3 separate regions of the Mus musculus genome follow, and all the other regions are linked to region 1. The links are chromatin loops, found by intact Hi-C in ENCODE. Cell type or tissue: heart. All regions are shown on one strand.

What was found. Peaks named below come from ENCODE experiments on the same cell type or tissue, not always from the same donor. Only the 100,000 strongest peaks of a DNase experiment are listed, where the experiment ranks them.
Region 2: it touches region 1 in a loop (6-fold over the local background); 5 of 42 quality-filtered maps call a loop at or near these places.
Region 3: a loop joins it to region 1, with 6 times the contacts of the local background. A loop is called at or near these places in 29 of 42 quality-filtered maps.

The regions. Positions count from the first base shown.
Region 1 is chr4:46,388,044-46,393,043 of GRCm38, forward strand. Trmo (tRNA methyltransferase O) reads right to left here and starts at 1,394. Exons shown (of 5, transcript NM_001347095.1): 1 at 1,275-1,394. The coding sequence starts at 1,350. In heart, CTCF peaks have their summits at 1,845 and 2,600; DNase peaks (open chromatin) are centred at 1,148, 1,388 and 2,728; H3K4me3 peaks cover 2,247 bases; H3K27ac peaks cover 2,263 bases.
Region 2 is chr4:46,495,004-46,500,003 of GRCm38, forward strand. Nans (N-acetylneuraminic acid synthase (sialic acid synthase)) reads left to right here. Exons shown (of 6, transcript NM_053179.3): 3 at 4,040-4,139. It overlaps Gm22247 (a small nucleolar RNA gene), which reads left to right and starts at 152; the gene lies at 152-282. In heart, CTCF peaks have their summits at 2,732 (motif pointing right) and 4,193 (motif pointing left); a DNase peak (open chromatin) is centred at 2,698.
Region 3 is chr4:46,448,649-46,453,648 of GRCm38, forward strand. Anp32b (acidic (leucine-rich) nuclear phosphoprotein 32 family, member B) reads left to right here and starts at 2,278. Exons shown (of 7, transcript NM_130889.3): 1 at 2,278-2,701. The coding sequence starts at 2,648. In heart, a CTCF peak has its summit at 2,391; DNase peaks (open chromatin) are centred at 2,423, 3,323, 3,653 and 4,003; H3K4me3 peaks cover 3,504 bases; H3K27ac peaks cover 4,593 bases.

The sequences.
Region 1 (5,000 bases):
GCAGTATAAACTATAATTTATAATTATTTCTTTTTATGTTCTTTATAGGGACACTCCAGATCTCCATTTTATTTAATTTGCATCAAACCTATCTATCCTATTATATCTTATTAGCACAACCAGTAAGATCTAGCACTAACTCTCACAATATGTTTCCTTGCTTTTTGCTTATACAAACTCTTTTTACTGTTGTGATGTATTAGACCTATTTTAAATCCTTGGGAGACAGAGGCAGGCAGATCCCTGAGTTGGAGGTAAGCCAGAGCTACGAACACACAATTTTTTTTTTTTTAAAGTCTTTAGGTGTAGCTCAGGTATACCCAGAACCCTTCCTGCCACAAGAAGAGGGCAGCACAAAGTGGAGATTCTTAGAGGTTCTAATTCATTACCTCAAAGCTCTAAACCAACAAGAGGACAGCCTGGTCTACAGAGTGAGCACAGGCCAGCCGGGGCTTCACAGAAAAATCCTGTCTCCAGGGTAGGAGTGTGGAGACAAAAATACTCTTATACAGAGGGGGGAAAAGAATATATATATATATATATATATATATATATATATATATATATATATACATACATACACATATAGTATGTATGTAAGTTAAAGCATAATACACCTGCCAGCCACTCCAAAGACCTCAGTGCCACTTCTTGCATCTCTGTCGACTGCTTCCAGGAGCTGCAATCTGATCTTTATCATCGTTTACTTCCTTTCAGAAAGAGATCTTATCATATGTACTTTCGAGCCTAAACAATACATTTTGAATTCTATAAAAGCTGACACCACCCTGTAAATTATCTATATAAACTGCCTTTCTCTCTCCATCTATATTGTGTGCGCTTCTGACAACTTTGACGTTTTCTCCAAGAATATTTACAATTACTACTGTATAGTTTTTGTTTGTTTGGGGGTTTTGTTTTTAAATCCTCATCCATGTACTGGTGGGAAAAGATTAAAGGCGAAGAAACTTGGACCAAATGAGGGCATCAGTCACACACATCCCACCTTCCTGTAACCCCCTACGGAAAAAGACCACACTACACACGTGGCCGACGCAGCTACTGTACTGAAACTAAGCCCAGACCACACCCCGTGTACCAAGATCCTAATACGTCACTCCCGTTAGCCTTAGCATGTCACGTGGTCGTCGAGACACGTGACCCTTACTTTGGCGGCAAGGACAAGAATGTACGTCAGGTGGCTCGCGTTCTTCTGGCCAGGGAAGCGGGCCGCCTAGCTTAGGGTGCGGCGCCACCTTTTTCCATAACGTTACCTGCCTCCAGGGCCGGCTGAACGCACCCACATGGGGCCGCCGTAGCACACGAGCCCTGCTTCTCCAAGCCGCGCATGGTTACAGGCCGCTGAGTCGTCCGCGCGCCCAACGCTGATTTCCGCTTCCGCGCGTTAGGCTTTGGCGCCTGCGCAGTTGTCGCTAGGTGCCGGGTCTTGGAGAACGCGCTCAATGGCGGCCGAGCTGCCGCGTGGAGGGTGGGTTCCCGGACGCCGTGAGGCCCATCATTCACCCACCACGCGGCGATGGCGGCCTCGCGACAGCCTGCACCATACCCTCCGAAGGTGGGACATGTGGATAAAGATGTACACGCAAAGATACCCTTGAATTATAAGCGGCCTCGGTGACCAAAAATAACCTTGAGTTTAAAGGGAAAGGATGTGAATGTCCATCTATGATCACATAGCAAAAGAACTGGAGTTTGGGACTTTTTTTTTTCCATTTATTGTGTGCGCGGGAGCATGTCAAAGTCAAATGACAAAATGCCGGAGCCGATACTCCTCATGGCCGCGTAGCTCCCAGGATCAAAGTCAGGTCGTGTTAGCCGGTTCCTTTACTCGCTGAGCCAACTAGCGGCCCAAGAGCTGGACGTTAAATGTTTAAAATTTCCCTTGGACGTGGGCATACGTGTTATATTTATCACTCCCCTCCACTTTTTAAGTAATAACTATTTGTCGGAAAAGGGCAAGAAAATCAAGAATGGTAGGTGTTACAAGCAAGCTAGGCTAGAAGTTATTAAGTGAGAACGTTTGTGCTCCAAACCACTGGAACCGAAATAAGGATGAAGAGCCAGCAAAAACCGTATTTTCTCTCCCTGCTCCAATTGCCTGCTCTTTAGCCACTTGTAAGATTCTTTAACCGCCCCTCCCCCCCAAAAAAAGATTCTTTAACCCAAACTCTTTGCATACATGATTATGTTTGGGGATTTCAAAATCTTGTTGGTTTCGAAGAGAGGGGGGAATCCACCTGACATTACCTGTAATATAAAATATTAAAAAATGCGAATCCACGGATTAAAGGCTTAACCGTGAAAAGCTGTTTCCAAGTGTTTGTTGTCACTGACTAAACAAGTCCCTAGTAGGAAATAATCAGTATTAGGAGACAGGTTTTTGAGAGAAAGTTGTGAATTCTTAAGTTAAAACTGATACTGTGCCCTCTGTCAGTTTTGTCCATGAAATTTCCAAAAGTTTTTTACCCCCCTTTTTCTTGTAGAAGATAGAGTTGTTGTCTAGCTGGAGAAACAAGTTTGTGTGCCTTTGGGCAACACGTACACGCTGTAAAAATGGGCTAAGCTGCAGTTGCCACTAGTCGGCGCTGTTAATAAGACAGTCAAAAGTGAAAGGGGCTTGCCCTCCATCAAGATCTGCCACTCACTGCGTCTAATTCCCAACTCTGCCAACCACTGAGACTCAAAACCAAGTAGACTTGGAGATACTAGACCTAGGAATCTGTCATTAAAAATAGCGGAGCAAAAGGAGCTGGAGCGATGGCTCAGCAGTTCAAAGCACCAGCCAAGTTTCCAGAGGATTCAGGTTTGATTCTCAGTACCCACGTAGTAGCTCGCAACTTATGGTAACTCCACTTCCAGGGGATCTGATGCCTCTTCTGACCTCCACAGGCACCTACACACACATTTAAAAGCTGGGCCTGATGGCTCATGTTATAATCCCAGCACTGGGGAGACAGAGGCAGGCAGATCTCCGAGTTGGAGGTAAGCCAGAGCTACGAACACACAATTTTTTTTTTTTTAAAGTCTTTAGGTGTAGCTCAGGTATACCCAGAACCCTTCCTGCCACAAGAAGAGGGCAGCACAAAGTGGAGATTCTTAGAGGTTCTAATTCATTACCTCAAAGCTCTAAACCAACAAGAAAAAAGGAATAATTTGATTCGCTCTGGAGTCTAGATATGAATAGTAAGAAAATAATGAATTTATAGGGAATGGTAAAAGAAAATGAATGGTGGAGATGGTTCAGTGGGTAAGGAAGGCACTTGCCATGCAAGTAAGGGACTAGACTTTGGGTGCTCAGCCACCATGTAAATGCTGAGTGGGTGTAGCGACCTGCAGGAGGGAAGAACAGGTAAGCCCTGGAACAAGCTGGCTAGTTAGACTACCCCAAGTAGTGGGCTCTGGGTTCAGGTGAGAGCCCCTATCTGACTATATAAGCTGGAGAGCAATTGAGTAAGACAGACATCACCCTGTGGTTTCATAGGCTTGTACATACATGGGCAGCTATGAAGCCACACACCAGTACTTGAGAGCACATAAACACTTTAAAACAAAAGGCTAGGGGTGTAACTCAGTTGGAAGACTGATTGTCTAGTACATACAAAGTCCTTGGTTCAAACCTTGCACTGCATAAAGCCAGGTGTGGATACAACCTAGCACTGCATAAAGCCAGGTGTGGATAAGTGCTCACCAGGTGAGTTTCAAGCCAGCCTGGGACATATAAGACCCTGTCTTCAAAAATGAAAAACAATAAAGACAAACTTGAGTGGTTAAGAGCATGTGTTGCTCTTGCAAAGGACCTGGGTTCAATTCCCAGCAACCACAGGGACAGACAAAGCTCTCCATAGATGCTGTCTTCTGACTTCTGTGGGCACCAAGCATGCATGTACATGCAGGAAACACTCATACTCATAAAGTATTTTTAAACATTTAAAACCTTAGACATAGGGCTGGAGAGATGGCTCAGAGGTTAAGAGCACTGACTGCTCTTCTGAAGGTCCTGAGTTCAAATCCCAGCAACCACATGAGATCTGATGCCCTCTTTTGGGGTGTCTGAAGACAGCTACAATGTACTTACATATAAGTACTTACATATAATAAATAATATAATAAATCTTTTTAAAAAACCTTAGACATAAAGCCATAAAGACAAAAATGCCTGTGTACAGATGTCACCTCAAATATAAGAACCCTAGGGGAGAGTCCTGAACACCTGTATACGTGAAGGCTCCCCGGGTGGCTTATGTGCTGCTCTGCACCATACCCTCAGCAGGGGACTGAGTTTGTCTTTTTATAGAGTCTCAGAGCCTAGCACACACTCTTGCTGAATGAGCTTTTATTTGCCAAAGTTTGTCTTCTTTTTAGTCTTCTATAAAAGCCCAAGGAAAATCCAAACCAACAAAACATCAGGGAATATTTTCAAATATTTTCCCACCCAGAACTGTTTCTGTTCCTGCCTCTGGTCTCCTGTCCTGCTTGGGTCACTATGACTGTTATCACCGGATGAATTCCTGAAATACGAAAACTTCAACTTCATCATCGAAAAGCCTTACTCTGGGGCTGGAGAGATGGCTCAGCGGTTAAGAGTGCTGTCTGCTCTTCCCAAGGTCCTGAGTTCAAGTCCCAGCAACCACATGGTGGCTCACAACCATCTGTACTGAGATCGGGTGACCTCTTCTGGTTTGTCTGAAGGCAGCTACAGTGTACTTACATATAATGAAGAGAGAAAGAAAGAAAGGAAGGAAGGAAGGAAGGAAGGAAGGAAGGAAGGAAGGAAGGAAGGAAGGAAGGAAGGAAGGAAGGAAGGAAGAAAGGCCTTACTCCTCAGTTACCAGATAAATGATTAAGTCTACAAGTCTATACCCAGGGCTAAGACAATGACTCTGCTGGTTAGGTAGGAGTACTTACTTTTTATGGCCCAGTGTGGTGGTGTATGCCTTAGATGCCTCTCAGGATGCAAAGGTGGGCAGATCTCTGAATTT
Region 2 (5,000 bases), 110 kb after region 1:
CAGAAGGATGAGGGGAGGCCGAGAGCTCAGGTTTCAGCTACATCACCCTTTTCCTGACACCGAGGTTCATCCATAGAACTTGAAGGAGCTGCTTCTCTTCCGTCATGGTAGGAGAGGGGGTAAAAAGCGAACCAGAAAAAGTGAAAAGACCTCCCAAAGTGTTGAGTTCAGTTCAGGGCAGCTTCCCTGTTCTGTTAATTAAACTTTGGGACATTGGAATTGGCTGAGGGAAATGACTGAATAGAGAGCATTACTCTATTCATATTCTTCTAGCCTACACAAACAAATAAAATACAGTTTTAAAAAGTTAAAAAAAAAGAGTGAAAAGACTAATAGTCCCAGCAGTTGGGAGGTGGCGTCTAGCCTGGGCAGCCCAGCCTGCAAGCTGGAAGCAATGCTGCTTTGCTGTGCTGGAAACCCCGCTCGGAGGCTCCTCTTCATTTGTTTGAGGCTAGTTTTCCGGCTAGCCTGGGGCAGTGAGACAGAGACGGGTAGGAGTACCTTTACAAAAGACTTAAGTTGATTTTGCTTTGCCAAGCCAGCATTTCCTGCCAGGCCTCCTTAGAGCTGGCTTGGTTGGGTTCTGTCTGTCCTTCCGTGTCCACCACCTCCGTTTCAGTGGCAGGTGGTTCCCGCACTCACCTTCCTGACTTCCTTCTGCCAGCCATCATTTTAACGAGTTCTGTCTTCCTCTGCTGTGCAGGATGTTCCGGGCGGCTCTGTGTGCTCAGGAGAGGTTAAGGTGTGGCAGGAGTTTATGGAGTCTGAAAAAGTTCGTAGGACACGTGTCAGGAGGGTGTGCAGAGGAGGTGGATTTTAACCAAAGAAAGCTTAGTATTGAGGCCGCAGGCAGAAGCCGTGAGCCTGGCAGCCCTGCTGGGCACCTGAGCAGTGACTCCGCTCTGCCACTGCGCTCTTCCTTCTCTCCCCTGGGTGCCTGCTGCCTCTGACAGGGCTGGCCTGTCCTTTTGGGCTCTGTGCTCTGTCAGTGTAAAAACTACAGCTCTCATCTTAAAGGGACCAGGAGGTAGTTTATTCTGGAGCTATTCTGAGTGACAAGAGCCTGGGAACACAGATTTAGGTTACCCCAGATTCCATGCTCCAGTGTGGAGCAGTATCGCAAGGTTTTTATCGTTTTACAGAACAAAGGAAGCCATGAATCGAGGTACCTTTAAAATACATTTGGAAAGTACAGCAGAGAAGTAGGTACAGCGAGGTGGGGGAGCTGTTCTGTAGGCCCAGGGTGTCTGTCGGCATTTAGCTCATAGATTGGCAGAAGCTAGTGTGCCCCACTAAGTTAACAGCGTCTAAGAGGTTTTTATTTATTGCCATGAGCTGTTCAGATACAAAGAGGGCAAGGCATGGCTGTACCGGAAGGCTAAAACTAGGCCAAGATAAAGGTCATTGGTTCCTGAACCTACAAAATTCCAGTCTCCCCACAGTACTGCAGATAGGTCTTCCAGAAGTTGTTTTCTTCCTCTTCTTCCTCCTCTTCCTCCTCCTCGTTTTTGTTCACAGCCAGACTCTATACCTTTTTTCTTTAAAGGATTTATTTATTTATTTTACGTGAGTACACTGTCTCTGTCTTCAGACACACCAGAAGAGGTCATTGGATCCCGTTATAGATGATTGTGAGCCACCATGTGGTTGCTGGGACTTGAACTCAGAACCTCTGGAAGAGCGGTCAGTGCTCTTAACTGCTGAGCCATCTCTGGAGTCCCCAGACATACCTTTTTTTTTTTTCCAGGAATTTTTGGTGCAGTTCCCCAGTGGTCACTCACCCCTGCACCCACACCCTATCGTCACCACGGGCTTCTCTTTCCTCTCCGGTGTGATTCCCCAGCCGAAAGGGCTTTAGAAAAGCCCCAGTTTCCCAGTGTGGCTGACCATGCCTGTAACCCCAGCACTCAAAGCAGGGCTATTCGAAAGGCAATTTGAGGCTAGCCTGGCCTACGTATGGTGGTGTTGTTTGAAGAAAGAGAAGCCCTAACCTTCCTCTTTCAGTAACTCCTTTTTGGACTACAGCTTCTCTCAGTATACACACAGAAGAAAGGTTCTGTGAGCGCACACTGCCTGTTCTTATTTTATTTATGTATTTATTTTTGAGGCAGGGTCTCTCTGCAGCACTGGGTGTTCTGGAACTCCCTGTGATCAGGCTGGCCTCACACTCCATCTACCTGCCTCTGCCTTTGGAGTGCTGGTTCAAAGGCATGCCTACTGTCTCCTCTTAATAAAGTTTAAACAGTTCTGAGTCAGTCAGCCTGGCACAATGGTACATGCCTGTGACTGAGACTGAGGCAGGAGAATCAAGAATTGGAGGCCAGTGTAGGCTACATAGCAAGTTTCAGGCCAACATAGAATAAGAGCCTGTCTCAGAAAGCGAAGAAAAGCAATCCTCAGTCAAATCAGGTTGATAGACCTGGCTTTAAGACCAGAGAGGTTTATGTCCTAAGGAGCAGTGAGCTGGTCAAAGTTCCCTCAGCACTAGTCTACTGGGAGTGTCCTGTTCTGTCACTGAACCCAGTCACCGTCTGGGGAGCTATTAATTGATTGAATTACTTTAAGGCAAACTGAAAAGAGGAGGTGATAGGGCTGTATGGCTTGTGCCAGGGGAGGGGTCTCACAGCAGTAGGGCAGGTTAGAGGAAGCCAGCTGGTCCTAACCTAAAGGTGGCAGGTTTGCTCCTTGCCAGGGTGATGAACCAAAGGGGCAGTTCTCAAAATGGCCACTAGATGTCGATAGTTCCCCAGGGGGATTGCAAAATGAGGTGCACTCCTTCCTCCTAGCAGTTTAAAAAAATAATAACTAGAAGATGATAGAATTCCATTTCATATTTCATAGTCCCTGTAGGTAAATCTTTGAGATTTTTTTTTCTGCACTAGGCGTCCTTACCTGCGCTTGCTTAGTCTGTCTCCTGAGCCCACACTTTGTCTGCTAGAGGTTCTAAACCTGCCAGGAAGGTGAATGGAGGTCTGTGGCCGTGGGCTAGTTTAAAAATGTCTTTTTTCATTTTTCAAGTTTTTTAAAAAACATAATTTATTTTTATTTATGGGTATGGATGTTTTGCCTACAAATATGTCTGTGTACCATTTGAATGCCTGATACCCTGGAAGGCCAGAAGAGGGAAGGAATCGGGTCTCCTAGAACTGGAGTTACAGGTGGTTGTGAGCCTCCACGTGCATGATGGGAATCAAACCTGGGTCCTCTGGAAGAGCAGCCAGTGTCCTTAACCCCCGAGCCATTCTCTAGCTCTTGTTTTCTTTTTTGAGACAAGTTCTTATTATGTCATCCTTGCTGACCCGAAACTTGCTGTGTAAGACCAGGCTGGTTTTGAACTCATAAGAGAATCCACCCTTATTAGTTCTTGCAATTTAACAGGATAACAGAATATGAGATTTTACTTTTGGGTGGTGTGTGTGTGCGTGTGTGTGTGTGTGTGTGTGTGTGTGTGTGTGTGGTGCTAGGGATCAAACCCAGGGCCTCACACAGGCCAGAGAAGTACTTGTCCATCTCCCCCCAAGATTGTCCTGGAACCATTTGCTGACAGCTCCCAGCCTCCTGAGTCTTCTGGTTGCATCCTACATTATAGGGTTCATTGAGTCTGAATGGCGGCTGGTTGGCTTTCTTGCAGGCCCCACAGTTCAAGGTCTGAACAGGCCAGCTGCTGATGAGCAGGTCAAACCAGGACACAGATTGCTCCATTTGCCTCTCCTGGTAGGAGTCAGTGTCTTCTTTCTGGTTGTTGACCTTTGAGGGCTGGTCACTCTTTCTGCCTGGCTCTGGGTCATGCGTAGGTCACAGCCCTTTTGCTTTTGTTTACAAGTCTTTGGGGGAAAGAACAGTCTGGCCAGAGGTAGTGTTTCCTTCACAGATTCTTGTAGCAACTGATGGCCGGAACAAGCCCTGAGTGTTCCCTGGACAGATGGGTGTGCAGACATAGAATGATGCATTCTCTGGTCTGCGCCAGCTTCCTCTGTCCTATACCACAAGGACAGAGTTCTGACCAATAGTGAAAGGTATTCCCTCTGATTTTTTGTAGATGGCAGTTGAGTTTCTGCACGAACTGAATGTTCCCTTTTTCAAAGTTGGATCTGGGGACACTAACAATTTTCCCTACCTGGAAAAGACAGCCAAGAAAGGTAAGCGTCTTTCCTAAAACCAGACCCCAAGCTTTGTGTTTCTGCCCCCTAGTGGCTGCTCACGGTAATAGCGCTTATGGGTACTCCACTGTTTCTGTTGTTTTTGGGTTTTTGGGTTTTTGTTTTTGTTTTGTTTTGTTTTGAGACAGGGTCTCTCTATGTAGTCTGACTGGCATGGAACTTGCTGTGTAGCCCAGGTTGGCCTCAAACTCCTAGAGATCTGCCTGTCTCTGCCTCTCGGGTGCTGAGATTAAAGATGTGCACCACCACACCCAGCTTTGGAGACCCATCTTAGAAACCTGCTTCTACCCTTTCGTTTTGGGACAGTGCTAGGGACTGAACCCAATGCCCCGGGCACCTGTATGAGTACCACCATGGAGCCACATCCCTGGCCAGTGCAGGAATCTCTTCCCTAACGTCTCCACACGACACTAAATGGATTCCCCCGTGTGAATTTCCCTTCCCTCATTTCAAACCTGGGATGGAAGCAGGTCGTATTACTGGGATATTCTGTACTTATCTCATGGGCAAGGTATCAGAAGCTGTAAGGACGGGGCTCTGTGCAGGCCAGCAACAGGGCTGGTAGCTCTTGGCCTCTCTCAGTTGTGCTCTTGCACTGGCGAATCACCATACTGCAGGCTGCGTATCTCTAGTCCACAAGGCTTGGGGCTAGGAATGATCCAGAATTTCGAGTGTTTCAGACTTGAGATTTGTAGGAAGAGATGAAGCTCGTCTGTCCTGGGCAGCCTCTTGATTAGCAGAGATGCCTCTCTTCCCCTCAGGGTTGAGGTCCTTGGTGTGCTTCCCTTCGCTGAAGCATGGTGCCGAGGACAGTGTATCTCCTCCTCAGTCTTGGTGCGG
Region 3 (5,000 bases), 61 kb after region 1:
TTACCAAGTCTCAGTATTGCTCTCCAACGTTTTTGAGTTTGCTGGAATTCACACACATTCTGATGCACAGGTGGCTTTAAGATAAAGAAGTGCCCAGCCTGACAGTGTCAGCCTTACTGTGTCCTGTGCGTGGGCATTAGCATGGAGGAAGTGGCAGGAAGGAGACCCACTTGCACAGCCGCCCCTGACAGACCAGAATGTCCTCACTGTCCCGCACTTCCTTCCAACTATAGCTCAAACCATGAACTCATGGACGACTGCAGGTTGGATACGACTGCATACTGTCCCTCTTCCTCACACAGATCCATTAGTGACAGTGACATTAAGCACAGCAATATTTAACACCAGGCCCTGTGACAACAGCCCCTTCAGGCCCTTGGACTGAGAGTCCTGTAGACGTTGGTAGGGCGATGAGACACACCCTGTGCTGCCTGTGTTATTTATGCCTCTGGCAGTGAAGCCCCTGACAAAGCAGCATGTCACTGGGACACATGCTCTTTGTTCAGAGGTGCATGCCAGCACCGACTGTGCAGGAAGGCACAGTGCCCTGTCTGTAGTCGCTCTTCCTCTGACTCTCTGGCCTTCTTTTTTGTTGTTGTTGCATGCTGTGGCTGTGCTTATTAACTACTCTGTAGCTTAATCTTATTAAACATACATTCATCCTGTAGACTGTTTACCATGGGAAAGATAACAGTCTCAACATACTAGCTAGGATCAATCCCACCATCCTTGGGAGTTACCAGACTACTCCTCTCTCGCAGACCATACCTGCCACCAACAGCACATGACACCACCTGTGGGCTACCTGTTCTCATAGGGCCCTCAACTGTTTTCCATCCAGTGTACCAAAGTAAGAGTCCCCAACGGTGACTCACTCTAGACCAGGGTGGAGCAAAAATATGGCAGATTTGAACCAGACCTATAAAGCTTAACTTTGTTGGGCTACTGGTGATGATTAAACCTTAATTCCTCATTTTTTTTCAATTAAGATATCACCAACTTCATAGGGGTTGCCTGAAAGTTAAATGGGACATAACAGCGCAAGCTCTTAAAAGCCAATGCTCGGTGATTGATTATGGAAGCGCTTCAGTAGATTTTTTTTTTTTTTTTTTGAAAAGCTTTTTGCATAGCTCAGTGAAGCCTATCAGGTAATAGTTGGAGATCTTTTGTGACAAGGAGCACAGCACTCCCTTCCTTTCCCCACATTCTCCTGTCTTAGCCTTCCAGACTACCACGGAATTATGAGTGAATCTACACCTATAACTATTCACCTTTCCCCCATAACCTACACATCTTCTTTTCTCTTGAATTATTATTTCTGAATCTGATATATAATCATTTAAAAGTTTGGGCCTCTAAGGCAAAATGGGATGATAGGAAGAGGCTTCTTGCACTAAAATCTTAGGGTAATACCTAGATGATGTTTTTCTCCAGTAAACAGTAATCTTTAGTGCCTCTGGTTAATATCAGAGGTAGGCTCCTCATTTAACACAACGCCGTGTGCTTTAAATCCAGGGACCCTTAAAATTAGACTTTGACAAAGGCTGCCAACCCAGGACTCAACTTAATGGTGACCAAGAATGTATACATCTTCCACGGGTGCCCCAAGAGATAAAAGTCAGAAGGTGGGGACTGAGGCGTCATTAAAATTACTAATGGTTTCCTTCACTAGTGGCTCACATGTTTAAAAACAGTGTTTATGTATAGTTGTTTTCTGTCTCCTTGGCTAGTTTGTAGTTTAAGTACTGATAAAGTTCTAAAGTATATTAAATTTTTTATTTTTAAAAACAAACACGTGCCAAGGGGAAAGTTTCCTGAACTGGGGATGCTCAGATGCGGCGTGGCTTGGGCAAGAGGCTGGAGCTGCCTGCCCCTGCTGATGTTTTAGTACAACACGGCGGGGAAGCGAGCACAGCCTCACCAGGGTCCTCGATGGCACTTCTAACATCACTGGACCTAAAGGCAGCGAGGTCGGGCTATGGGCCTCAAAACTGGGAGGAACAGGGTGAACCCCAAAGCCACAGCCTCTGAGGGCGCCCGAAGGCTCAGGCGAAATTGGGTCCGGGAGAGCCCGGAAGAAGGCGCGAGGCTGAGCCTGCCCGTCGACCTCCAGGAGAGCGCGGGTGCCGGTGGGGGTGGGGGCGGGGGTCCCGGCACCGGAAGGTCTTACATCAGCCAGCCCACGTGCGACCCGAGGGCCAGGAGGCGCGCGCGACCCGGGAGGCGGCGCCGCAGTCCGGGCTGAGCTTAAGGCGGGTCCCGCCCCGCCCTCCGTGCGCCTCCCAAGTCCGCGCTGCAGCCCGGGCTCCCGAGCCGAGCGGCGCCGCGCAGGGCCGAGTGGAGCCGAGCAGCCGCCGCGTCGCGTCGCCGGTTTAAGCGCAGTGCGGGGCCTTGGCCGGGGGCGGCGGTAGTGAGGCCAGAGCCGCGCTCCAGCCCCCTTTTCCCTCCATGGTTTCTCTCCGCTCCCGCGAGTAACTTGGCTCCGGGGGCTCCGCTCGCCCGCACGCCCGCACGCCGCCCGGGGACCACGCCGCCGCCTCCTCCAGCCGCCTCCCTCCGACGGCCCTCGCCGCGCAGGCCGGGTCGCCTCTCCCCCCTCCGCCCCCGCCGCGGAAAGTTAAGTTTGGAGAGGGGGGACGAGGGGAACATGGATATGAAGAGGAGGATCCACCTGGAGCTGAGGAACCGGACCCCGGCAGCCGTAAGCAGAACCCCTCGGGCGCCCGCGCCCCCCGATGACTTGCAAGTAATGGTGGCCACCTGCGGGCCACCGGGCTCCGGCCGCGGCGCGGGGAAGGCGCTGCTCGCAGCTCGGACGGGGACAGGGAAGGCGGGCGGAAGGCGCGGAGGGGGGAGCGAGCGCGCGGGCTTTAACTCTTTGGCGCCCGCGGGCCCCCGCGGCCACGGGGAGGACGGCGGGTGGAGAAGCAAACTTTGAGCCGCTCGCCCGCCCGGTCCTCTCCCGGAGGGAGCGCTCGCGCGTGTGGCCGGCGGCGAGGGCGGGCGCGGGGGTTGTGTAACGCTGGGAGCCATGTTTGCAGCCTCCCGGGATGCGCGGCCGGGCGGAGGCCGGGCCTGCCGAGGCGCCGCGCCGCCGCCAGGCCCGCCGCGGGGCCGGGCCGGGTTCCATGCGCCCCGCGGCCGACAGGGCCTCGCCGCCGAGGAGGGTGTTCGGGTCCCTGAGGGGGGCGCGGAGCCCCCCTCGGGCGCGGCCTGGCGCGGAACGGGGGAGGGGCGGGCCTGGCGGCGGAGGTGGCGCAACCGCCGCCCCTCCCGAGGCCAAGTTTGAAAAAAGGATGCGCTTCCCGCCATTTTTTCAAGCCTAAAAAAATCCAACTTTGCCCCTCCTTTGCCCGGCTCGCCTTCGCCCTCGGCCTTGCCCACGCGGGCTCCCCGGGCCAGCCGGCCCGGCACCGTCACCGCCGCGGTGGCTTCGCCCTCCCCCGCGCCGCCGCCCGGGGCCTTGCCCGAGAGGGAGGCCGGCCCCTCGGTGTGGGCGGCCGGCGGCTCCGCGCGCCAGCCGGGGCGCGCCACAGCGCCATGTTGGCGGGCGCCGTCTTCCTCCGCCGGGTGAGCCGGCCGCCCTCGCGCTGCCTGTCGGTCCCCGGGCTGCCCCCGCCCCGCGGGGCTCGTCTCCGCGCGCACTGGAAGCGCGGCGCTCGGCCACCGCCGCCTCGTCCCCTCGCGGGCGCCCTCCCCCTTCTTAAAAGGGCAACGGTGGCCGACGCGGGGCTGGGGCGGCCTGGGCCCCGCACGTGCTCCACGCGGCGGCCTCTGCGGCCGGCTGTGCGCAGGCCGCGGGCCCGACGCCGCTCTCGTGCGCTGCGGCGCGCGTGGGCTCGACCCTGGGCCCACGAGGTCGAGCGGGACAGGCGGCCTGGGCTGGCGCCCTCAGGTGACTATGGCTAACAAGTTGGGAACTTGTGGCGGTGGCGTGCCCGAGGCTTTGTGTTTGGAAAGGCCTGCCACAGGCCTTGAGGTCGGCCCCGCAGAAGTGTGGGGCGGTCCCTGAGGACTGATTGGGTGGTGTCCCTGTTCCCGGGGCCCTGAACATTTCACCGGCACGTGTCCCTTCCATCCCTCCGTCAGACATTTTGTGCCCACCACGTGCTGGGAAATTGAGTTGTTAGACCATCTTCTTCCTTGAACTTGAAACGATGAGTTCATGCCTTGAGCTTTTCACTCTAGTCAGCCACAAAAATCAATAGAGTAGGAAGTAACTAAATTTAGGTAGAGTACTCATTTTCACCTTAAATCCTCTTGACTACGTCTGGCCAGAGCCATGGAATTAGACGTGAATTAGGGACTACACTTTTAAAGCGCCCACAAGCAACAAGTGGTTGATGGAGAAAGCACTGGGCCCCCTTGTTCTCTTGAACCACTGATTTATTGCGTTTTCAGCTTACAGTATGGCAGGGCCCGACAAACCTGCGGAAACGAGTGTCCCCTGCCCTCCTGGTCCTCGGACTTGGGAGGGCACGCTACCTCCTTTTTGTACCTTGGCAGATTAGAGGGTCCTTGAGTAAGTGTCCTTTTGAGATAGCCACCAAGAGTATGAGGATGTGGAGGGCAAGCTACTTAGAGGGAGCCAGGCCATTGGTAGATGCTTATTTAGAAAAAACTTTGAACCCCAAACTGGAGGAGTTGAAGGGAAAATTGCTGCAGGTTTTTGTTTTTTATTTGTTTGAGACAGGGTCTTTCAAGCAGTACGAAGTCTATGCTGACTTCTAACTTGCTATCCCTCTGCCCTAGCCTCCTGAGTACTGGTACCATCACACCTGGAAATTTGGGGGGGGTCTTGTGTTTTGCATGCAGTGTCATAGGCAAATGAGAAGTTTCAACCAAGATGGTGCTTTTTAAATGAACTCATTCTTCTTGAGCGTGCTGGTGCTCTGATTCAGTACTCAGGAGGCAGAGGCAGGCAGATCTCAGTCAGTATGAGGCCAGCCGGGTCCTGCGGTGTGTCCTTGCCTCAAAAACAGAACCCTCAGCTCTTTGTA